Linked DNA regions of Mus musculus: region 1 is linked to region 2. Evidence: chromatin loops called from intact Hi-C (ENCODE). Cell type or tissue: heart. All regions are shown on one strand. Each heading gives the region's core, and the rest is flanking DNA. Links, peaks and the distances in the headings are about the cores only. Region 1 overlaps Ssh2 (slingshot protein phosphatase 2). Region 2 overlaps Ssh2 (slingshot protein phosphatase 2).

The links. Hi-C counts contacts between places; a loop is a spot of excess contacts. Peaks named below come from ENCODE experiments on the same cell type or tissue, not always from the same donor. Only the 100,000 strongest peaks of a DNase experiment are listed, where the experiment ranks them.
Region 1: it touches region 2 in a loop (2.1-fold over the local background); 2 of 42 quality-filtered maps call a loop at or near these places.

The regions. Positions count from the first base shown.
Region 1 is chr11:77,420,377-77,432,821 of GRCm38, forward strand. Ssh2 (slingshot protein phosphatase 2) reads left to right here. Exons shown (of 15, transcript NM_177710.4): 8 at 840-1,034; 9 at 4,925-5,018; 10 at 5,147-5,275; 11 at 9,410-9,456. Among named protein-coding and RNA genes, the nearest start is that of Coro6, 37 kb to the right of the region's middle. RefSeq lists an enhancer at 2,093-4,065. In heart, for the core only: a CTCF peak has its summit at 4,567 (motif pointing left); a DNase peak (open chromatin) is centred at 3,325; H3K27ac peaks cover 2,487 bases.
Region 2 is chr11:77,360,869-77,373,313 of GRCm38, forward strand. The region is part of intron 2 of Ssh2 (slingshot protein phosphatase 2); the gene reads left to right. Among named protein-coding and RNA genes, the nearest start is that of Coro6, 97 kb to the right of the region's middle. In heart, for the core only: a CTCF peak has its summit at 6,139 (motif pointing right); a DNase peak (open chromatin) is centred at 7,203; H3K27ac peaks cover 2,837 bases.

The sequences.
Region 1 (12,445 bases), core at 1,557-9,556, 59 kb after region 2:
AGAATTCTCTTGCACTTCCTTTTCCTTTAAGAGAAAAACATCAGTTTATAGCCAATTAAGACATTTATTTGAGCTTCTGCTATAAGCTAGGTTTTATTTTTAAGCACTGGAGATAGACCAATAAACAAAATGTAGAAGGTCCTAGGTTTTGTGTAAGTTACTTCCTAGCATTTCTTTTGTGTGTCTTGTTTACTTTCTAGCATTTCTGGCTTTAGTGTAGGTAAATAGAAAAAAGATAGTTTTTAGTTTTGTTTACCCTTCTTGGATTTCTGAGTTCAGAGTCAGGAGGTTTAATTTAGTTTCAGTGTATGTAGCCAGAGCTATTCTTAGAAGGCAAGTCGTGTGAATGAATAAATGGTCTAAAGAACCAGGAGACTAAGATAGCAAGAATGGTAAATGCCATTAGATGAGTACTCCCTGAACATCAAAGCACATATCCCTGTGGCTTAGGGGCATTGGCCTCTGTGGAGCCCATAAGAATCATAGAGAGTAAGTTATCCCATGATTCTGTGCCAAAGAGAAACAAATTTTAAATAGTTAATTGTTGAGATTTTTTTGTTTGCTAATGACAGTCACAACATGAATCCAAGTATATGAGGCCATAGGTCCTGGACCTGTTTTTCACTGGGGAGTTAGTTGTCAGTTCTCTCCCCCTCCCCCAGCTCCTTGCCTTGAGAATTCAAGCAAGATCAGAGACTCTTGACTCCTGTGGAGGGAGGAAATTCTCCAGAAAATGATACTCTGTAAAATTTTAAAAGTAGACAAGTTTGAGATAGAAGTGATTTTTATCCTTTGGTACCCCATAATTCTACAGTGCTCATTTTAGGCTTATCTTTCAGGTCTGCACTACAGAGTTTGCACAAGGCTTGTGAAGTGGCCAGAATGCATAACTACTATCCAGGCAGCCTTTTTCTCACTTGGGTGAGTTATTACGAGAGCCATATCAACTCAGATCAGTCCTCAGTCAATGAGTGGAATGCTATGCAGGATGTGCAGTCTCATCGGCCTGACTCTCCAGCCCTCTTCACAGACATGTAAGTTGGCTTGCTGAGGACTGTGGAAGCACATGTCCTAAACAGCAAATTCCTCAGGAACTAACCCTACACCACATATGTCATACATGAAGAATAGCCTTCTATCACCTGCAAAGGCCTGAGGAATTTCATTCCTGGGCACAATGGACTAACCATATCAAGAATGTAATGCTATAAAAATCAGATTCCACTAATTTGAAATTTGAATTTGGAGGAATTGGCTATAAAAGGATCATTAGATAAGTTAACAGCAAGATGCTTTTGAAGGGTTACTTAAGAAATTAAGCTGACTTTCAAAGGAGAACACTGTTCCTTTAGATGAAATCCCCAGTAACAATAGTTGATGTCTTATCTTTTATCAAATTCTGTTGCAACCAAGGCTGTTCATACTCTTCGGGACTGGAGGTCCACACTTTTTTTTTATTAGGTATTTTCCTCATTTACATTTCCAATGCTATCCCAGAAGTCCCCCAGGCCCTCCCCCCCGAGGTCCACGCTTTTAATCCCAACACTAAGGAAGCAGAGGCAAGGGGATCTGAGTTCAAGGTCAGCCTGGTCTACAGAGCGAGTCCTAAGCCATTCAGAGGTACATAGTGAAACCCTGTCTCAGGAAAGAAAGATGTTTCCAATCCCTTTAAAGGAATATCTGGGTTAAATTTATTTCTATTGAATTGTGGTTTTATTTTAGGCCAAAAAGTAATCAAAACATTATTTGATTTAAAAACAAAAACAGGGAGTTGTTGATTCTAGAGCCGTCTTTCCAGGAGACCGAGTCCTTTCAAGATATCATAGTAACCAACGAGATAGGAATCTGTGGAAAGGGATCTTCATGGTTTCATGTTGTGAAGCTGGTTAGTGGGTTTTGGAGAAATGGATGTTCCATCTCGCTCAATACAGGGGATAGTAGCACACAGTACACTTGGGAGACTGAGGCAGAAGGGTTTCAAGTTCTAGGACAGCCTGGACTACATAGAGTAGAACCAACCCCATCTCAAAATAGAGAATAAATGTTTCAAGTCAGTAAACTAATGTTTTCCTTCCCGAGTTATCTTTTGTTTGAGAAGACGTTGGATCTGTGGCACAGAAGGGATTGCTTGACATTCCTAAGCAAAAACAAACAAAACAGTGAGAGAGCCTGTCACCCAGTAAATTTACTTACTGAATTTTAGTTCTTAGTTTTAAGATGTATTAATAAATTATCTTTGTAGAAAATGACTTCATGGACACTGTAGACCAGAGTATCAGTGATGATGCGCAGACTACTTTTATGTCAACTTGACACAAAGAGTTGTCAAAAGGAAAGAACTTTGATTGAGAAAATGCCTCCATAAGATCAGCCTGAAGGAAAACCTGTAGGACATTTTCTTCAGTAGTGATTGATGGGAGCGGGCCCAGCCCTTCATGGGTGGTGCCATCCCTGGGCTGGAGGTTCTGGGTTCTGTAAAACACCAGGCTGAGCAAGCCATCAGAGGGAAGACAGTAAGCATGGCCTCTGCATCAGCTCCTGCCTCCAAGTTCCTGCTATGTTTTAGTTCCTGTCCTGGTTTCTTTTAATGAAGGACTACCATGTGGAAGTGTAAGCCAAATGAACCCTTTTCCTCCCCAACTCTTGGTCATGGTGTTTCATCACAGCAATAGTAGCCCTAACTAGGACATGGATATATCTGGATAGAGTGATTTTTTTAGTTAGTTTTGTTTTCTCTGTATTTTCACATTTGTTCCAGTAGCATCAAAGAGGGGAATGTGTTTGTGGGCTATAATGCCTTTCTGTGTCCTCTTCCTACCCAAATTAACTTTAAAAGCTTATAAAAGGATAGTGAAAATACAAGAAAATGTGAGGCAAAATGTATTTACAGTGTTTACTGTGAACAGTTTGTATTTGTAATCCAAGAGGGGCATGTCCACATGGAGTTCCCCAGTGTACACCTAATATCATACTAGGCTTAGAGAGGAGAAAGACCTTGTTCAAGGTCACATCATTGTAAAGGACTCAGAGAAAAACTGCTGAACTAAGAAATCAAACCCATGCATGCACACAGCTGCTAAAATCTGCTTTTATCAACACGTCTTTTCAGTGGAAGACTGTCCTTACACATTTGCTCCCATATTAGCCTAGATAAGAATTGTCCTCTTAGTCACAACAGAAATGCCTTGCTGTGAACAAGCGAGTGTTAGCAGTGTGCTGTGTGCTGTGTGCTGTGTGCTTCATGAGAAGCTGAGTGCCTAAGCAATGTGGAGCCCTGAGGGTGTGGAGTGCAGCCTGCAGCCTTGGAGATTACCAAGGCTATTTTTGCGGGCAGTGATAAGGCTGTAAGCAGCAGGAACAGGCAGGATGCCTGAAGGCTTAGGCCATGTCCATTTCTAAATAAGGAAATACAGAACAGATACCTTTCTCGAGTAGGTAGGAACAAAGATGGGATAGAAAGTACTCAAGTTCTCCATAATGAAACTGTGCCTCTAGAGAGAACCAATGCTTTTCTGGTAGTGAAGAGTCTGCCGCCTAGGCTGATTTCATAGTAAAGTTCCAAGAATAGATTTATTTTATTTTGTTTATTTGCTTGTTTGTTTTGAGGCAGGGTCTTACTGTGTAGCACTGGCTGTCCTAGACGTATGTTGCATTGTAGACCAGGTTAGCCTCGAACTCAGTGTGCTGGGACTAAAGCATGTGCTACCACATCTGGCCTTGAGTAATTTTATTTAGAGTCAGAAGGCTAGAAAACAGCACAATGCTTTAGCGAGAGAGCTAGGTTAGGCTGAGTGATCTGATTTCCCTGATAATGTATATGATTACCAGTGTATCTTTTAGCATTTGTCTCCTTAACTATAAAATAATATTGTTAATATAAAAACTTTACAGAAATGAGCAGGAAGGAAAGGGCAGTGATACACATTTATAATCCCATTACTTGGAAAACTGAAGCAGGAGGATTGAAAGTTCTAGGCCAGCCTGGACTACATGGCAAGACCTTGTCTCCAAAAACATAAAAATTTTCACAGAGCTATTCTGAGAGTTGCCATGAAAAGGAAAGTGTTTTGGATGAAACTATTCCATCCAAATAGCTGACCCCCTACAACCCATTTTGCAATAAAATTTGCCTTGTTGGAGGGAGATGGATCCGCTCTCCTTCTTTCCCAGCTTATAGGCCCACAGCCATGAATAATCAGAACAGATCATCAGAATGGCGTTTTAAGGTCTGGTTCTATTGAGTCACACCACTAGGCTACCCAGATTGGTATTCTAGCTCACTAAGTAATGCTATCCAAAGGCCCTTGACAGGAACATGAGACCACTTGATACACGCAGCTCATCTTTGCTTCTTCATAAATCTGTATATTTATGATGTATTCAAAGATGTTTTAACATATAGAGGGCTGGTGAGATGGGTCAGTGGGTAAGAGCACCCGACTGCTCTTCCGAAGGTCAGGAGTTCAAATCCCAGCAACCACATGGTGGCTCACAACCATCCATAACAAGAACTGACTCCCTCTTCTGGAGTGTCTGAGGACAGCTACAGTGTACTTACATATAATAAATAAATAAATATTTTTAAAAAAGAGTTGACATTTTAAAAAAACATATAGAACCTGTTCAAGTAATTTTTGCATGTTTATATTCTATATGGGTTTTTTTTTTTTTTAATGTTCGTTGGTTTGGTTTGGGAGTGTGTTCTTATTGTTAGCTTTGGTTTTTGGTTTTGTTTTAGGAATTGTCTCATTATGTAATACCCACATTGCCTTGAAACTCACTATGTATTCGCCTGCAATTTTCATTTGTTTCTGCAGTATAAATAAGAGTAAGAGAAATAGTTTGGAAACATAATCCAATGGTGAATTCATTGCTCTGATTAAGTTGTTTACAAAAAAAAAAATCACTACTTGTTTATTCTCAGACCAACTGAACGTGAGCGAACAGAAAGGCTTATTAAGACTAAATTAAGGGAGATCATGATGCAAAAGGATTTGGAGAATATCACCTCCAAAGAGGTAAGCAACTCTGAGTCCTCGCTGTTCCAAAGCCAGAAGTGGGATAACAGTAGATAGGGAGCTAAACTGGTATTGAAAACACAGAGGAGCCTTACAGAGATGAATACAGCACATCACCTCTGTTTCAGATACGCACGGAGCTGGAGATGCAGATGGTGTGCAACTTGCGAGAATTTAAGGAATTCATAGATAATGAAATGATCGTGATCCTTGGTCAGATGGACAGTCCCACACAGATATTTGAGCATGTATTCCTGGTAAGTTTTAAAACCACTTCAACTGGTATTTTGAAACTAGCTTTGGACTCAAGATGGGAAGGAAAGAAATTGTTACTTTACTATATTTAAACAAATATAACTGGACTGGAAAAATGGCTCAGTGGTTAAGAGTACTTACTATTTGTGCAAAGGAACTAGATTCAAATCCCAGCACCCACATGGCTCAGAACCATCTGTAACTCTAGGTCCTGGGGATCTGAAGCCCCCTCCTGGCCTCTGCAGTTACCAAGCATTCATCTGGTACACAGGAGATCAGGCAGACAAAACACTCATGTAAATAAAATAAATAAATCGAAAAAACGTGTCATGTAACTCATTAAAAGCATAGGCTCTGTGTACTCAAGCCTTGCTGGTTTCTAATCATCTCACTACCTGATGTTACTAACAGTCGTCATTTGTGCTGTTAGTGCTGTTTACATGGACGTATGGCAGGGATGCTACAGAATGTTTTGCTGCTGCTCATACCTTCCCAGTTCCCTTTTCAATGGACTTTTATGTGGATTAAAACTTGAGTGTAGTGGGAATATTTATACCAAGAAATTTAGCAAATGCCACAAACCAAGGCTTTCTTCCTCTAGGTTATTAAATATGTCATCTGTTTTCAGAGTCAAAAATGTCAGTTGCTTGTGGTTTCATACAATATATCTACCACTTTGAGGTTCCACTTCCAAAACGCATTCCCTAGGCCATTAAGAGCCGGCCTGGCTGGTGCCGGGTGTGGTGGCACACGCCTTTAATCCCAGCACTTGGGAGGCAGAGGCAGGGGGATTTCTGATTTCCAGGCCAGCCTGGTCTACAGAGTGAGTTCCAGGACAGCCAGGGCTACACAGAGAAACCCTGTCTCAAAAAAAAAACAAAAACAAAAATATATATATATCTAATACAATTCATCAGAGCAGATGGGACCTTCTTGTAACAGAAAGTCTGTTGGGCTGTATTTGCTTAGCTATTGTTTAGAGTGCTAAGGATCGAATCCTGATCCTTGCACGTGTTAAGCATGTGTTCTATCGTTGAACTACATCCTCAGCCATGAACTTTTTTTTTAAAGTATTTATTTATTATTACACATAAATAAGTATACTGCAGCTGACTTCAGACACACCAGAAGAGGACGTCAGATCTCTTACTGGTAGTTGTGAGCCACCATGTGGTTGCTAGGTTTTGAACTCAGGACCTTTGGACCTTTGGAAGAGCAGTCAGTGCTCTACCCGCTGAGCCATCTCACCAGCTCCCAGCCATGGACTTTTGAGCATATAAAGCCGTGTCACAGCATCTTGAGCCCTCAAGTTACTTTTCATGATTACCAAGAAGTCAATAACTAAAAATTGTTCTTTGTAGTTCCCATTCAGTGACCTGTAATGCCTCAAGGAAGACACAGAGATGGGTTAAGGGCAGAGAAGATAGGAAGTTGTCTAGAGTTGAAGAGTTCTAGTTTCACATGTACGTGGTAGTGTGAACAAGGTTAACAAGAATACTTAAAAGCAAAGAAGAATGCTAAAGTATCATTTTTGTTTCTTCTTCCCATATATTTTTGCCAAATATGCTTCAAATGCTTCTTATCCTTATTCATCGAAAGGCCAGTATTATCTATATCCAGCTATGTAACATTTCCAATTTCTAATGAACACATATGTGAACTGAACTACTTAGAAGCCAGGAAAAGGAATAGAAGAAGGATAGACACACAGAAACTGACTAAACTGGGTTACTGCACTCTGAACATTCTGGAGTTTATTTTACCGTGCAGTCAGATTTGGTGCCATTGAAAGCTTGGCACTGTAGAACATGTTTGTCTCTAGTTTGATTCATGTGGACTATAGCTATGAAATTAACTGTGCAAAGCTGAACTGGTAGGAGCTCTTCTTTTCTCGTACTTCTGAGGAATAGGATTACAGGCATGTGCTATCATACCCCACTTAGATTTCTTCTTACCTTTTTTATTTTCTTTTTATGTGGATGTATATGCCTGTATACCACGTTAATGCAGAGGTCAGAAGATAACACCAAATTCCTAGAACTAGAATTGTAGACAGATGGTTATGCGCCACCCTGTGAGTGTTAGGAACTGAACCCAGGTCCTCTAGAAAAGCAACAAGTGCTCTTAACCACTGAGCCGTCTCTCCAGCCCCTAGAGTCTGGACTTCTAAAGTACACATTTGTGTACTTAGTTTTGAATAAAGGAAAAAAATCTCTTCAGTTTCACCAACAGTTTGGTTTTCTATGAAAACCAAAAGATTAGACATTTCTTTCCATTGTGAAATTTTAATTTTTGTTTGGTTTTTGTTTGGTTTGGTTTTGGTTTTTTGAGACTGTGTTTCTCTATGTAAGTCTGGCTGTCCTGAAACTTGTTCTGTAGATCAGGCTGGCCTCAAACTCAGAGATCTGCCTGCCTCTGCCTCCTGAGTGTTGGGATTAAAGGTATGGATAATTTTCATATTTAAGGAAATAACTTCCAAATAGAATCCTAAAATTTAACCTTATTCAACATGCAAAATACATGCTTGAAAGGTGTTGTATAAACATCTTATACTTATTTTGATGGCTTCCTCTCAGTTTGTGCCACATGTCCTATGTCTTTGTCTTCTTCAGTGAGTATATACTTTCCCAGCAATTGGCATGGAAAAAGAAATCTATTCTAGTTTTAAGTTGCAGAGTTACTTTTCTCAAAGTTATCTCATTTCATGCATAGTTGCCATGCTTGGAGCTCAACCAGACTTTGAGGAGAGGCAGCAATTCTCCCTCACTCTGGAAGAAAGCTCAGCTCTGCAGTATACTGCACAGAGATCTGTTTATTCAGAAAAATATCAGCTGATATGGAGAAGGAATGTTTAGAACATAGTTCAAAGAAAATCTGCAGTGAAGCTGATTGCTGGGTAGCCAGGTTATTATTAGGGGAAGGATTCATCTAAATTCTTATAAGATTGTACAATTTCTCTTGCTGGCAGCCTTTGCCCAACCAGATTTTAGTATCAACAGCTCTCCTGGAGGCTGTCCGATTTGGCTGAGAAAAACCTACATGTGAATAGAGACCTTTTGCAGAACAGCAACTTTTTCTTTTAGCTGAGCAAGGGAAACAAGAGTATTGGACACAGAGTAATCTTGCTTATGAATAAAGTGTCAGAATTTTTATTACTGGTTATCTTTTTCAAGATTTGGCATTACAGATCCTTTCTAGAAGGGAGTTTTCAAATAAGAATTCAGCTACAAGCTGCTTATACTTGTGGTAGGACAGAGAAATAGTGTAGTATTAAATGGGCCACCTTTATCATATTCATAATTTTTGATCCTCAACTGGAAGTGTACACCATAAACCTCTCTTAAAGGGAAAATCCAGGGGCCAGCAAGGTGGCTCAGCAGGTAAAGACACTTGCTACCATACCTAATGACCTGAGGTCAATCACCAGAACCCACATGGTAGGAGAGAAAAGGCTCTTTCAGGTTGTCCCCTTGTATGACTTCCTATGTGGAGGTCATGACATGACATGAGTACATACAAACACACATGTGTACATACAGACACACATATAATAAGATAAAATTATAAAAAATTAATTAATTATGGTTAGAGATGTACCTCAGTTAATAGAGTGTTTGCCTAACCTGAACACAACACTGTGCTCAGTTCCCAATACCATGCAAACTGATTTACTGGTACCCCCTGTAATCCCAGTTCTTAGGAGATAAAACAGTAGGCTTTGAAGTTTGAAATCACTGGAGCCAGCAAGATGACTCAGTGGTAAAGACACTTGGCCTAAAGCCTGACAACCTGAATTTGACCCCCAGAACATACATGGTGAAAGGCAAAAACCAACTCCTGGAAGTCAAGTTGTCCTCTGAACTCCACATACACAGGTGACACTTGTCTGTTCACACATGTGCACACACTTACCGCCCACCCACACCCAGGAAAAGATAATTTCTTGTACTATCATTAATAATACTAGATGTGACATTAATAATACTAGATGTGATAACATTAAGTTCCTGGTATTAAGAGGCATTGAGTACATGTTATTGAGTCACTGTTTAGAACCTCTGTTTCCCCCATGTTCCTTTTAGGATGCTGTGTTTGGTTGACTTGCTAATACTCACCTTGTCTTTTTTACTTCATAGGGCTCAGAATGGAATGCCTCGAACTTAGAGGACTTGCAGAACCGAGGGTGAGCACACAGAGCAATTGCTGACACCCCTGTATAACAGAAGTCCCTGTTTAATCTTTATATTTTCCTGTCAAAGAAGTATCAATGGGTAACTTTAATCCTTAGAGTTGCTTTGAGTGCTCAGGTATAATTTTACAAAAATCAGAACAGTTGTTCTCTCAACTGTTTGATCATCTTCCCGCCCAAGAAAGATGAGTTGTATTAATTGAAAGGCTTTGAAAAACAAATGCCCAAGTGTTTGGTACTCTTTAAAAATCAAATGTAGTTGCTAGAAATGAAGTTCATTGATAGCGCTTGCCTAGGCCAAAGGAAGAAGAGAATGACTCGTTTCCGATTGCCTTGATAGACGACATCCTGATCAGTGCCATGCATACGCCCTACTTTCTTCTGACAAGAAAGGTGTTTACAATTGCTAAAATGAACTTATAGTTTTCATATAAAAAATTCCAAGTAAGAAAAAATAGTTGCTTAGTTGAAGATATAAAAATAAGTATAGCTTGAAATTTTCTAATTAGTAAGGATTAGTCTGGAGCTTTTAAAGGTAGAGATTACATCTTCATCTTTTGAATTTATATCCACCCAGCTCAGAGCCTCACACTGAGATGATGGTCAGTATGAATGAATGATAAGAAATTCATACACACGTGAGAACTGTCACTGCCCAATGACAGATGAAAGGGGGAAGTCAACTAGTAAACTGGGCTGAGAATTCAAAAACCTTGGCTGTCATCCTGTGTCTTCCATTTGCCCTCTTAACACTAGATAAATTGTTCACCAGTAGGTTTCGTGACATGTCCCTTGAAGATGAGACCCTGGTTGCAGCTGAAAACACTGACTCTGCCTTATCTGCAGAAGTTCACTTAATTTCCTTGGTAGTGAGACACAGTCTTTGACAAAGTACCATTCTGTAAATTTAAAAGAGCTATCATTCTAGAAAACCAATATATGATATTTAGTATGAGATCTGAGATTTGACATACCCTGCTTGCCAAGTCATTATAATCAAATTGTATGTACATATACACTAGACCGTAATCCTCGCTGGAGAGAAGACTCATCCATCTCATTGCTTCTTCTGTTAAGATGTTTTATAAGACATTAAATCTGTGTTCATTAATGGGTTACCATGTGATGTCTGGGTACATATACTTAATGTTTTAAATCAAGTTTGTCATCTGGAACATGTTTCAATTCTTTTTTTAATAAGTTATTTTTTATGTGTATAGGTATTTTGCCTGCATGTATATCAGATTCCTCTGGGACTGGGGTTACAGATAGTGGTGAGCTGCTATGCTGGGAATTGAACCTGAACTCTCTGAAAGAGCAGCCAGTGCTCTTAATCATTAAGCCATCTCTTCCACCTCCATCTATCAATTCTCTATGGTGAAAACTCTTCAAAATATTTTCTTCTTGCTTTTTGAAATGTACAGGATGTAGCTATCCACAGTCATCCTACTGTGGAATATGAGTCATCATTTACTCTGAGAAGGCTAAACTACAAAGTGCAACTGACTCTTCGTCTTTAAAACCAGAATAGCCGGGCAGTGGTGGTGCACGCCTTTAATCCCAGCACTTGAGAGGCAGAGGCAGGCGGATTTCTGAGTTCGAGGCCAGCCTGGTCTACAGAGTGAGTTCCCAGGACAGCCAGGGCTACACCAAAAACAAAACTCTTGTCTCAAAAAAAAAAGGAGAGAGAGAGGTTGATTGGATATACAGGCATCTATTTAGGTCTTATTTCTCAAATTGAGAGACTCTTAAGCATTAGTTTGTGTCTTTATTCACAAGACTGTGTATACTGACCCCTGCTAGTGCTTTATGTTATTTCAAAGCACAAGTTTTAACATTAAGGTCATTTTCAGGGTGGCAAGATGGCTCAGCAGGTAAGAGCAACTGACTGCTCTTCCGAAGGTCCTGAGTTCAAATCCCAGCAACCACATGGTGGCTCACAACCATCTGTAATGAAATCTCACTCCCTCTTCTAGAGTGTCTGAAGACAGCTACAGTATACTTACATATAATAATAAATAAATCTTTTTTAAAAAGGTCATTTTCAGATAATCTAATGACTTTACTCCACATAAAGTCACATAATGTCTGATACAGCAAAGAAACTTCAAGGAGTTACAGTGCCATCCAATAGTGGGCATTATTTACCTCTGAAATGAACCTAGAAAGCTTGTCCTGTCTCTATAGAGATGATGCCATAATCCATTACTGACTTTTAGGATTGGAAGTACTAGAGTGATTAGGTTTTGGGGTTTTGTTGTTGTTATTACTAATTTTGTGTGTGAGAGTCCAGGAGGAGGCCAGATCAGGAAGCAATCTAAAGCTCTAAGCCATCTCTCCAGTCCCTCATTTTTATCTAACATCAGCAAGCCAGGCATGGTAGCTTATACCTCTAATCCCAGCCCTCAGGAGGAAAAGGCAAATGGATCTGAGTTTTCAGCCAGGCTTGTCTACACAGAGGCCCAAGGAAGCTAGAGCTACAGAGAGACCTTGTCTCGAAAAAAATAAGTAAATAAAAATAGTGTGAGTGTGCTTGCTTTTACTTTTAATCATTTTATTGAAGGTAATGCACAATGCAATGTAATTAACACAAGTGAAGTATACAGTTCTATGGGGCTTAGCTTCTGAGTTATGCAAGGTACCTAGTTAATTAAGAACTTTTTAAAACAAGACAGAGTATGTATGCTGCCTCCATCATATTTTCCTTCTTTCCTGTCTTTAGAAGCCACTAATGTCATCATCTGACGGCCACTTTTTGACTGTTTTGATTGATGTTGCGGTAACCCCCTGTATGCACACTGTGGAGGGAGAGTAATGCTTGTGTAGTAATCTGTTTGGCCTTCTCAGGAATTACTGAGCTATTTTCTACAGCAGTTGCACCATTTTACATTCCTACTGTGTACTTCATTTTTTTTAATTAAAAAAAATAAAATAAAATCATTTCTATTAGTAGGCTTTGGTGCTGCCTTGAAGCAAATTCAAT
Region 2 (12,445 bases), core at 1,657-9,656:
GGCAGCTGTAAGCCACCCATTGTAGTAGGTTCTGGAGGCTGACAATTATGAAAATCTGTTGTTAAAGAGTCAGTCCAAGAGGCTGGAATAACAACATAAACCCTCATGAGCTGCATAAGGACAGAAAGCCTTAAACTCTCTGCTAGTGACTTAATAGAGTGTAGAAAGGGCTTGAAGTAATCCAAAGTAAGCCCTGTCTGCTTCACCGGGGTGCTGAGCTCTAGATATTTCACCAGCATCGTATTCTAGGCAGAGCAATTCACATGACATGGGTTTTATAGTGTTTAAGAGAATGAGCTATAAAGGGAAGCTGCTTTGATTGCCTCCTCTTCTTCCTCTTCTTCTTCCTCCTCCTTCTTCCTCCTCTTCCTTCTTCTCCTCATCCTCCCCCTCCTCCTCCTTTCTCTTCCTCTTCTTCCTCTCCCCAGCTTGATTGTTAGCTTCATGGGCTAATGGCTATTAATAGCTTTCCATGTTATCACTCTGTATAAGTAGAATGTAGTTCTTTAGTTTCTAAGTTAAACACACATGAGAGCCATCCTAGTGGATATGGTGATCTTTTACACAAATAATAATCTTCTGACTGTGTCAGTTACTAAGTTCAAGAACTGCACAGGAGACATGTTACCCCAAGCCCAAGTGAGAAAAAAGCAACTTTCACATACTCAAAAGTTAGTGGTTGTACCTTACTAACACCAAGAAACATGACAAGCTGAGACTGTGCAAGATAAACCACATATTTATATAATTTAGTGGGTTCTGACCAAATGAATTTAAAGAGTATAGTTTATTTTTCAGACTTAAAAAACTGGAAGATTTAAACTTGCTATTTGGATTATCTTTAAGGATTACAAACAATTGTTTTAATTGTATTTCTGTATTGCTCATGTCTTTAAAATACCTGAGTATACCTACTGGATCTGGCTATTCACTCCCGTGACTCTCAGTCTTGAGCATGGTAGTCTGCCACAGCCACACAACTGGAATGTTCTCTTTGCCCTCTAGGTTCAGTGAGATCCTGTCTCAAGGGAATAAGATGAGAACTGGTAGAGTGGGACCTCTTGTGTCCGCAGGACTGCTCACCTGGGCATGTGCTCACACACCACGAGTAAAACCAAAAAAGCTTTATGCACATAAACACTTGTAGTTTACTTCCACTCTGTCATCTACTTACCTAAAAAGGAACTTGCTCTTGGTAATTATTTTAAGTTGAAGTGGCCTTCTTAGTAAAGAAAATAATGATTACTTCTTATTTGCAGATGATACATATTTTTGTTATAGAAAAGTCAGAAAACATTGTTTCTCTTTTATTCAAAAAACAAAAACAAAAAAGTATTTCTCATGATAGGTGTGGTGGCACATGCCTTTAATCCCAGCGCTCAGAAAGTAGAGGCAGGTGGATCTCGGTGAGTTCAAGGCCAGCCTGGTCTACATAGTGAGATCCAGGACAGCAAGAACTATATAGTGAGACCCTGACTCAAAAAAACTAAAACAATGAAAAAGCATTATTCCTATTCTTATCTCCTAAAGATATTTACTGTTAAGTCTTTTTCTGTGTATGTATATGTATTTTCTATGTGGGTGTTATATTGTATATATGTGTGTATACGTGTGTGTCAGTGTGTAGAAACCAAAGATTAATGTTGGGTATCTTCCTCTATCATTTTTCACTTTATTTCGGTAATATTTATTACTGAGGACTAAACCCAGAGCCTTGTACTTGTTAGGTAAGCCTCTACTATTAAGCTAAATCTCCAACCTTTGTACCTCATTTGATGAGACAGGATCTCTCACTGGGTCTGGAGCTCACTGGTTAGCCAGCAAGTCCCCTCACCACCTGTCTTCCTCCAGGAAAGATTAAAGATGTATGTGCTGCCACACTCCACTGCAGGTGGTACTGTGGGAGAGCCCAGCCCATTGTGGGTGGTACCATCCTTGGGTTGGTGGTCCAAGAAGCAGAGAGCAAGCCATGGAGACGGAGCCAGTAAGCAGCACTCCTCCATGGCCTCTGCATCAGCTCCTGCCTCCAGTTCCAGCCCTGACTTCCTTGGATAATGAAAGATGATATAGAAGTATCAGAAGACTAAGCCCAGAAATTTCCCATGGTATTGTCTTACTAGGGATACAAAAGTTTTAAATAATATTAGTTTGTATTGCCAGTGACCTTATGAAATTAGAATTTCTTAACTATTTATTGTAAACAGTGAATACATGTCTCTAACTTTTTAGAGAATGTCACTTAAAGCCGGACAGTGGTGGTGCACTTGGGAGGCAGAGGCAGGTGGATTTCTGAGTTCGAGGCCAGCCTGGTCTAGAGAGTGAGTTCCAGGACAGCCAGGGCTATACAGAGAAACCCTGTCTCAAAAAACCAAAACAAAAAAGAAAAAATTCTTGAACCTATAGTTTCTTTCCATCTTTGAGACATGGGAGTATTGTGTAAGAGAAAAGCTGTATTCTTAAAGCTGTATTTGAAGGTCACCAGCAGATCTAACTATCCCTAAGGACCAGTCTATGGAAAGTTTACAGGTGTGTATGGGGGGGGGGGCGGGGGAGGAGTGATAATTACAAGGCAGCAAAAGGAAAGCCCAGGTATATGCAAGCTCCATTAGTGTCAGTTGCCCGTCTTTGTTTTAAATCAACCTGCTTTCAGGGGAGTGTGTTTATGGGCAGAGAGGCCTTTCAGGTAAAGTCTCACTTTGGCAGTGGCAGCAGTCCTGCACTGCTGTACAGAGAGTGAGTTCAGCACCTTGTCGATCCTATCTCTACCCACAGCTCATCTCTTTTACATAGTAAAACTTTTGTTCATCAGAATGGGCCTCTGTGATTGGCCTGTCAAACTGCTGTTAGAAATTGAAAGTCCCTGATAAGGAGTCTAAAGGTCAAAGTGAATGGTGTGGGGTCACTGTTGCTTTCAGGGCATCATTGCAACCCAGCTTCAGCCTTTTAGCTCCAGAGAAAAATTACTATTTCTACAGTCAGCAGAAACAGGGAAAAAAAAGTCTTTCAAGAGTGTTTCTTGGGGCTAAAGAAGATAGCTCAGCCATTAAGAATGGTACATGCAGACAAAACAGTCATATACATAAAATAAAAATAAAATCTTTCTCTTAAAAGAGTGGGTTTTTTTTTTTAAGTTAAGTTGGGAGGTACTAGAAATTTCAGACTCCAGAGATTGTTAATGTAGGAATGTGGCTACATGCATACTCGGTTACTATGAGATAACAGACAACAAATAAAAGACAACCAGTTTAGTTTTAGAACAGAAAATCAGTTAGGTGACATTCATGTAGTTCATTTATTAACATGTGTTTTTTATTATTTAAGTTGCAGTTTTATGTGTGTGGGTGTTTATTTCTGTATCACTTGTATGCCTGGTGCCAGCAGAGGCCAGAAAAAGGATCTCCTAGACATGGAATTACAGATTTTGTTTGTGAACTTGTGAATCATCATGTAGAACCCAGGTTCTCTGGAAGAGCACACCCAGTGCCCCTAACTGCTGACCCATCCCCCCTGACTCCTAGGATCTTCTTTTGATGTGATAGGAGCAAGACAATAGGAAAGGAGAATAATAGTTCCATTTCTTACTAGAGCTATTAAAATAGGCTCTTTCTAAACGATTTTTATAAACTTTAGAGTTCAGAATTCAGGTACTACAAATACATGACCTTCAGCCTAATTAAAAGTCTCCTTTCAGGTCAGGAATGGTGGCAAACAGCAGTGAGTCCAGTGTCCACACTGGAGAGACTGGGGCAGGGGAAATGTGGTTTAAGGACACCCTGGTTACATAATAAGACCTTCTCTCAAAAATAAAATAAGTCTCTTTTTAGTTAGCAGTGGTCCTTGTATATTGACCTTGAAACCATAAGCTATTGTTTTTGTACTCTAACCTATTGAAAAGATTTTAACTTGGACAGCTACATAATTGTGGGACCTTCTGCAAATTAACTACATAGGACCCCTTGTTCATAAATCACTCAGAATTTAAAGATAACACTAGAGGATTAAACCAAGTGTGAACTATCTACACCACCAGACCTTATATGACTGCATAAACCACCAGACCTTATATGACTGCATAAACCCATGAAAATGGCCTGATTTTAAATACATAGAATTAATGAGAGCTCTGTTATTTATCCCTAAGTGTACTCAAACCCCTGTTTTATCTTTCTATTTTTTGTTTAGTTTACTACTGTGAGGGAAGGGCAGACACACATGCTGCAGTACCAGTGTAAAAGTCAGGGAACAGTTTGTGGAGTTGGCTTTCTTCATTCACTTCTTTGTGGGTTCCAGGATTTAAACTCGGATTGCCAGTAATTTTAATCTACTGAGCCATCTCATTGGTACCATATTAGCTTTTAGGTACAGGCTGACCTTGAACTCCGAAGTAGCTTGAATTAGATAGAGATCCTCTTGTACCAGCTTCCCACATGGCTAGCTCACGTGTGTGTACCACCGTGGCTGGCTTTTCTTTTCTTTCTTTTTTCTTAATGTTTCTCTTCTGAGCTATATAGTGAAACCCTACCTCAAAAGGAAAGGAAAGAATGAAAAGGAATATAAGATTTTTCCCTAGCCATTAAAGAACAAAATCAGTCAATGAGTCAATGATAAAAATCTAAGTTCTATAAGCACATTAGACTTAGGACAGAATAGGTAAAGAATGAGCTTTGCCCTCACTTGACTCTTTGTGGGATACATGATGGAGGAAGCTGTCAACCAGAAGACTATCTACCGGACCCAGTGGTGGCGGCGCACGCCTTTAATCCCAGCACTCGGGAGGCAGAGGCAGGCAGATTTCTGAGTTCGAGGCCAGCCGGGTCTACAGAGTGAGTTTCAGGACAGCCAGGGCTATACAGAGAAACCCTGTCTCGAAGGGAAAAAAAAAAAAAAGCACTACCAGATAACTCTCCACTGTTAGTTCCTGGTGTTTAGTTTTCAAGTTGGTGACTCCCAAGTTGAAAACCTGTTTATTCTAGTTCCGAGGAGACAAAACTGCTGAACATTTTACCCTGTTAACCTGGGCAGCTCTTTGTCTCTGCCTGAGGTGTGGCAGGCAGTCCTGGCAAGTGAGTTGCATGCAAGGTATTCATAGCATTGCTTTAGGCATGACTGTGCCAGATTTATGTATGGTAGAGATCTTTAGCTCTGTGCTAGAGATTATACCACCGTTCAGGATGGAATAAAATTGAGCATTAGTTGTTCTGGTGGCTGTCAAGGAATGCTAAGTTGATAGTTTTGCTTTTGGTGTCTTTTCCCATGACGAAGTTACCAACCTACTGCTGTGAGCTAAGCGTAGGACTGAGTCGCCTTCTATCTTTAATAGGGTGAGCATATCTTGTCTAAATATAGTAAGGTGGACTTGGCTACTAGTACTATAGGAGACAGTAGAATGACCTTCACTGGTCTTCCTCACTAGTGTTACATTTATATTTAAGGAAATAGAAACACTCTAACAATACAAGATTCAAAAGGTAAAAAATTGTGTACTAGATGAAAATAAAATATAAAAGCCTACTTATAAAAGAATATAGGCAAGCCAGGTATGGAGGTATACACTTGTATTTATAGCTACTTGGGAAGTTGAAATAGATCACAATTCAAAGCTAGTCTTGGTATCAAAGAGAGACCCTTTTTTTTTAATGAAAGTAAGAAAAACAAGCCAAAGTTATTTCTATATGAAAATATACCTAGCTCATGATTTATTGTTTCTGCTTTATTAACCAAAAATTAACAGCTATTGAAATGCAAAAAACAAAGCATAAGCTTTCATGTACCTTAGGTCTTGTACAGTGATGGTTTGAACTTTACAATCCGCTTTGGAGAAAACCATGGTCTACTAGGAAGACTGTTTTTGTGTGTGTGTTTTCTCGCCAAGCTTGTGAGATATCATGTAGATATCACCTACCATGCCTATTTAACAGAAAAAACTCAGACACAGAAATAAACTGACTTTACTAGGAGACTAAATGAATCAACATTACAACCAGTGATGGTGATTTCCCTATGCCTTGTTTTAGCTTATATGGCTTTCTTTTACTTTCTTTTTAAATGAATAATATTTTTTACATTATATGTGAATGAGTGTTTTGTCCACATATATGTCTGTGCACCATGTGCATGCCTGGTGCCCAAGGAGACCAGAAGAGGGCATTGGAACTGAAGTTACAAATGGTTGTGAGCTACCATATGGGTTTGGGGAATTGAACCTGGATCCTCTGGAAGAACAGCCAGTGCTCTTAAACTGCTCAACCATCTCTGTAGCCCCTTACTTTCTTTTTAGAGAATAAAACTACCTCCATAGCCTTTCTATAATGATTATTCCTATGAAAGAAATTCCCCTTCCTATCCTGTTACTATTGTTATTTAATTGATAACAGAGAAGAAAAGGATTCTATTTACAGCAAAATTTCCAGTGGAAGCGTGAAGCCAGTGAACACATTAACCGTTTGGTGTCTTAAACAATATGGAGTCCCATATAGCTTCTGAACAATCTTGCTTGTCGGGCAGCCTGACCCATTTTGACCTTTATAGGATTCTTTACTAGTTGCACTTCTTTTGCTTTGAAAAGCTTAGCAGGTTTTTTTTGCATATTTAATTGCCATAGAAATATAATGATCTCATCTTGGACTGAGGGTGTACTTTCTTTGTTGTTTTGTTTATTTATTTTTACTTACTCACATCTCACTCACTGCCCCCTTCCTGGCCACCTCCTTCTACAATCTTTCTGCCATCCTCCTTCCTCTTCTCCTCTTAAGCAGGTGGGGACTCCCGTGAGTATCCCCGCATCCTGGTGCTTCCTCTCACACTGAGGCCAGTCAAGGCAGCCCAGCTAATAGACATATCCCACATACAGGCAGCAGCTTTTGGGATAGCTCCAGTTCCAGTTGTTCAGTACCCACATGAAGGTCAAGCTGCACATCTGCTACATGGGAGTGGGAGGCCTAGGTCCAGCCCTTGTATGTTCTTTGATTGGTGGTTCAGACTCTGAGAGCTCCAAGGGTCCAAATTAGTTGACTCTGTTGGTCTTCCCATGGTGCTCATATTCCCTTCCGGACTTGCAATCCTTCCTCCTATTCTTCCGTAAGAATTCCCAAGCTCCATCCACTATTTATTTGGCTGTGGGTATCTGCATGTGTCTGAGTCAGCTGCTAGGTAGAGCCTCACAGAGGACAACATGCTCCTGTCTGCAAGCATAACAGACTGTCACTAGTAGTGTTGAGGACTGACGCCTGCCCGTGGCATGGTTCTCAAGTTGGGCTGGTTATCGATTGGCCGTTCCCTGAGAGAGTAGTTTTAAGATTCTCGGTAATAATCTCCTGAACTCAAACTTGATGAGTGTTTTCATACTGTTACATGAAGAAACTGAGCTCTACACTAACTCACTCCATATTATAGACTTTACTAATGGCATGAAAACTGTGAGATTGTAGTACATTTTTTTATAAATTGCTTCTGTGCATGCCACAGTGGACATGTAGAAGTTGGAGGACAACTTTCCCGAGTCGCTTCTTACCTTCTACCATAAGGTCCTGGGAATACAACTCAGGTCATCCGGCGGGGAGGCGAGTACCTCTGCCTGCTGAGAAGTCTTGATGACCTCAGGTTCTGGTTTTTGTTTTGTTTTATTTTGTTTTTCTGTCTACTTCTACATGTTTCCCTGAAGTAAATGAAGTACTCATCATCTTTCAGAGAAAATGTCTAAGACAACAAAACTGACTCAAAGGAATCTGATAGCCATATGTACTGTCATTAGAAAGCCCTGAATCCAGCCTAGTGATGCACACCTGTAACACACTGCAGAGGCCAAGGCAGGTGGGTCTTGAGTTAAAGGCCAACCTGGGCTACATTAACACAGTAAGGTTTCTCTAAAAAACAAAAACAAAACAACATTGGCTAATTAAGTAACTCCTGTGTACTGCTTCCTGTAAGTCAATAGAAATGGGATCTGAGAACTGGAAGCCTCACTTGTAGAAAGAGATATTTTGGATTGTCGGTGCTGAGCTACTTTTTAAATGGCTGTGTTCTGAAAGGAACAGACACCTTATTTTTTCATCCTATTTCACTCATAGCATCTTAAGTGTCACAATCTCATTTACAGAAGAGGAACAGGAAGCAAACTTTCTCAGCTTTATAATATTGGCAGCTTTTCTGTAATTAGATATAAATTGGATCAGATCTTATTCTCTAGGCATACCGTTCTTTCTGTGGCTACCCTGTGGTTGTGTTTTATGTCAATTCTTTGTTCTCCCTCATTCTAGAGATGGAGATATTGACTTCCTGAAAACTATCTTCCTATGGTATTCCTAACTCTAGGCAGTTTACCTGAGGGTCCTACATGTTGACACGTTTACTGTCCCTTGGTTGTCAGCTCACAATTAACACACTAGTACAGAACTTAGCTAAACTACCATTCATTTAACTAAAGCCTATCAGTATACTGTCATATCCGCTAAAGTCAGTAGGAAGGAGGAAAGTCCTTTGTGTAAAAGCATTCTCCCCAGCTGTTCTTCCTTGATGCTGGAAGTCTGGTACCTGGCAGGAAATGATATAGACATGTGTGATAACAAAGTGCCATGAGGAAGAATTACTTGTAAGGCCAGTGGATTGTCTGAATTGATGAGCTTGTCAGCTGGCAGATAGAAACAGGCAAGTTTGATTTCAAATGTGAGGTTTAACAAAGTATAACTTAGTGGGGAGAGGAAATTACTTTAAGAAAAGTTAGGACAAAGGCAGGTAGCATAAGAGTTAATAGCCATGTAAATAGACTTTTTTTTTAAATCCTTGTGTGAGAGGCTTAAAGCATTGGTATTTGTTCAAGACCAAAGGGCCTGTCAAGAGACTCAAGAGGGACAAAGAAAATATTTTTTATGAGTAGAAGGAATTTGTGCATATCAAAGCATTTCTGTCTGGCTTTTCTTACAACTGGAATTTCTTCATGAAATAAATTTTCCATTGTACCAGAAAATGAACTAGACAGTAAGTACCTCATATCCATCTACTCTGCATTCTCCAACTTTAGACCAATCTTCTGTCTTACCTAAGATACCAAAGTCATAGCTATCTCCCATTTGAAGCCTCACCCATTGTCCAGCCTGTTTCCTCTACTGTAGTTAGAAGAGTCTTTCTGTAAATGTAAACTGTGGCTTTCTGCTATGCTCAAGATAAGCCCAAATTCCTTGGCACACCGTACAGGATCCTTGTACTGCTTACCTTCTTACCCCCACCCCCACCCGCCTGTTTACAGCAGCCCCATTCCACATTTTAACTAGAACAATAGAGTTGAATTTGGTTTCTCTCTCTCCAGGGAAGATCATGTAGCTGATCTGGAGGACAGTTCTACCCCTGTCCCTTTCTCTAGAAGGGTAGTGATATATCTCACTGATTATTAATTAACCCTTTGCCTTAATACCCTCTCTGTCAGAGAGCCCTTCTCTGACCATGGTTATTTGACACTTTTAGCAGTTGAACCAGTAGGGTTTTTTTCCCCCAGCACGTTTACACCACCTGATTTTTATTGACTTGTCTCATCCTACCTCCATCCCACAAGTCTGTCAGTAATTTGAATTTATGTTTATTGCTATGTTACCAGTACCTAGAGCAGTAATTTGCTGCACAATATATTCTTGATAAGTATTTTTAATGAAACCTATGATATATTTTTTTAACATTTATTTTGTTTTATCTCTGTGGATATTTTTGCCAGCACTTAGTCTGTGCACCACTTACAAGCCCAGTGTTCTCAGAGGTACCACAAGAAGTCATCGGATCCCCTAAAGTTAGAGATGTTTGTGAGCCACCATGTGGGTTCTGGAAATCAAACCCAGATCCTCTAGAAAAGCAGCTGATGCTCTTGACCACTGAGCCACCTCTCCAGGGCTGTGTGTGTATGTGTGTGTGTGTGTGTGTGTGTGTGTGTGTGTGTGTGTGTGTGTGTGTGTGTGATGTATTCTTGAAAAATAATTTAAAACCACACTTTCAGAGGCAACTGCAGCACTTTAAAATATATATATTGATAGCTGGTCATGGTGCCACTACTCGAGAGGCAGAGACAGGCGGATCTGTGAGTTTAAGAACAGCTTGGTCTATATAGTGAGTTCCAGGCCAAAACTACATACTGAGACCCCAGTCTCAAAAACACTGTCGTGTATTTTGCTGATTTCGGATCTTTGGGATAGGTCCTGACAACCACACTTCAAGGCTACTGCTAGATTATATAACTACAGAAAGATTAGCCCTTTCCTGCCTTCCTTTTAATGTGTTGTGTTAGACCTAAGGGCTCTATATAGTTGATTATCTTTGGTTTCCCTGATGTAGTTTTCTGCTCTACTTGATAGTTTCACTAGTAGGAAAGTGTGGTTTTGAACTATGTGGAAGTAACAGGGTGATAGGTTAGCTGTTTCATTTTAACCTAGCACATTTAGACAAACCTATATATGGCATTCCTTTGTCACAGAAGTGAAAAAGTGATGATCTGTAAGGCCTGTGGAAGGTTCCGGAATCTGAACAAGAGATTTCTAAGTCTTTTGTAGTCAGCTTGCCCAGAAGACAGATGTAGGGCAGTAACCCGTATAACACACCCAGCTTCTCAGAAAAGGAAGTTCAAGAAAGAGCACAACGGAGGACTTTGCAAGTCAGTTGAAAGTGTTTTGAGTTGAAGGAGATTTTAAAGTGTACCTCAGTCTTTGGCATCCCTCTTACTGTTTTCAAACCATGTTTTTTTAACTATATATGCATTACCCCAGGCACACTATGAAGCAATATGATAACCTTCCTATAGTATCTTTATGCAAAAGAAAACAGTATAGACCTAAAATATTCATCAAACTAAACAAATGAAATTGAACACACATAAAACACAAGGCAGTAGAGCAGATCAACAGTTGTATTATCTTCATTTTCTATCTGAGTTTTTCTGCATATAATAAGCTATATAAGTGAGAACAAGTAGGGAGGTGACAGGCAAATTTAAACAGTAAGTTCTGCCCCATCTATTCTCCCACAGGGGTGGGGTTGCTCTACCTAAGAGTTAAATGGTATTGTTGGCAAAGAGCCTCAGTCACTTAAATAAAAACACATGGCCAGGGGCTAGAGAGATGATTTAGCCAGTTAGGAGCACTGGCTGATCTTGTAGAAGTCCTGGGTTCAATTCTCAGCACCAATATGGCAGCTCACAGCCATCTGTAACTTTAGTTCCAGAGGATCTGACAGCTTCTTTTGCTTTGTGTCAAGCCTGAGGCACATATGCAGTACACATGCATGCATGCATGCATATAAAATAATTATAAACATAAAAATACAAATTTTAAAAGAAAAAGACAAGGGCAGCTTTAGTTCTTCCTTGTTTGACTAGTAGACATGCTGATGGAAGGCATCTTGGACAGAGATAGGCAATAAACACAGGCATTAACCTAAAAACTTTGCATTTTTCTGCCCTGAGGGTAGTAATTGTTGGTTTCTTCACAGCTCACTTTCCCTCGAGCCCCACCCCTCACTGCAGAGAAAAACTTGTTGACCACAGCTCCACTTTTCAAGTCTTGCACAAAGGCAGATGTCTCTAAAATGTCGCTTACGCAAACCATGTGTTTGTGTGCTTCACTGTTCCCACGGGGCCGGTTCCTTCAGAGCCCTGCTTAGTTTCCTTCCTTCCTTCCTCTCGCCTTCTCTTTTTCCTTCTTTAAAAACTGAAAACACATTAAAACTTTAATTTCCTTTATAAAAAGAGGGGGAAAAAAAACACAGCCTGCCTGACAACCATGTCTGTTCTTCCCAATTTTTAATACGCATAGGTTTATTTTTTTTAACCTAGTTTTTCTTAAGCAGAAGTTCAGATATTTCGTCATACAGCCACTTCCCTGTTTTTCCCTGGTTCTGGTGTTATCATTTGGTTTAGGGTTGTGAGTTAACAAAAGGACATTGTATCTTATCAGCACTCTTGTCAGTAAGGCCTTGCTTATTTTTAAAATATTTTTGTTGTTGTTTAATTATGTGTATGTGTATGTGTATGTGTGTGAGTATGTGAGTATGTGTGCATGTGTACAGGTACCCTCAGAGTCCAGAAGAAAGTAGACTATCCTGGAGCTAAAGTTACACGCAATTGTAAGTTGCCTGACATAGGTGATGAGAATTGAAATCATGTCCTCTGGAAGAGTAAGTGCTCTTAGTCACTGAGCTATCTCTGCATCCCACCAACAACTTTTAGTTTTAAAAATAAGATACTGGCTGTGTGGTGGTGGTGCATGCTTTTAATCCCAGCACTTGGGAGGCAGAGGCAGATGGATCTTTCAGTTTGAGGCCAGCCTGGTTTACAGAGTGAGTTCCAGAACAGCCAGGGCTACACAAAGAAACCCTAACTCAGAAAAAATATATATATTATGTATAGAATTGTTAAACTTCTTAACATTTAAAACTGCTATTAAATTACATTACCTTTTGAAGACACATTACTATG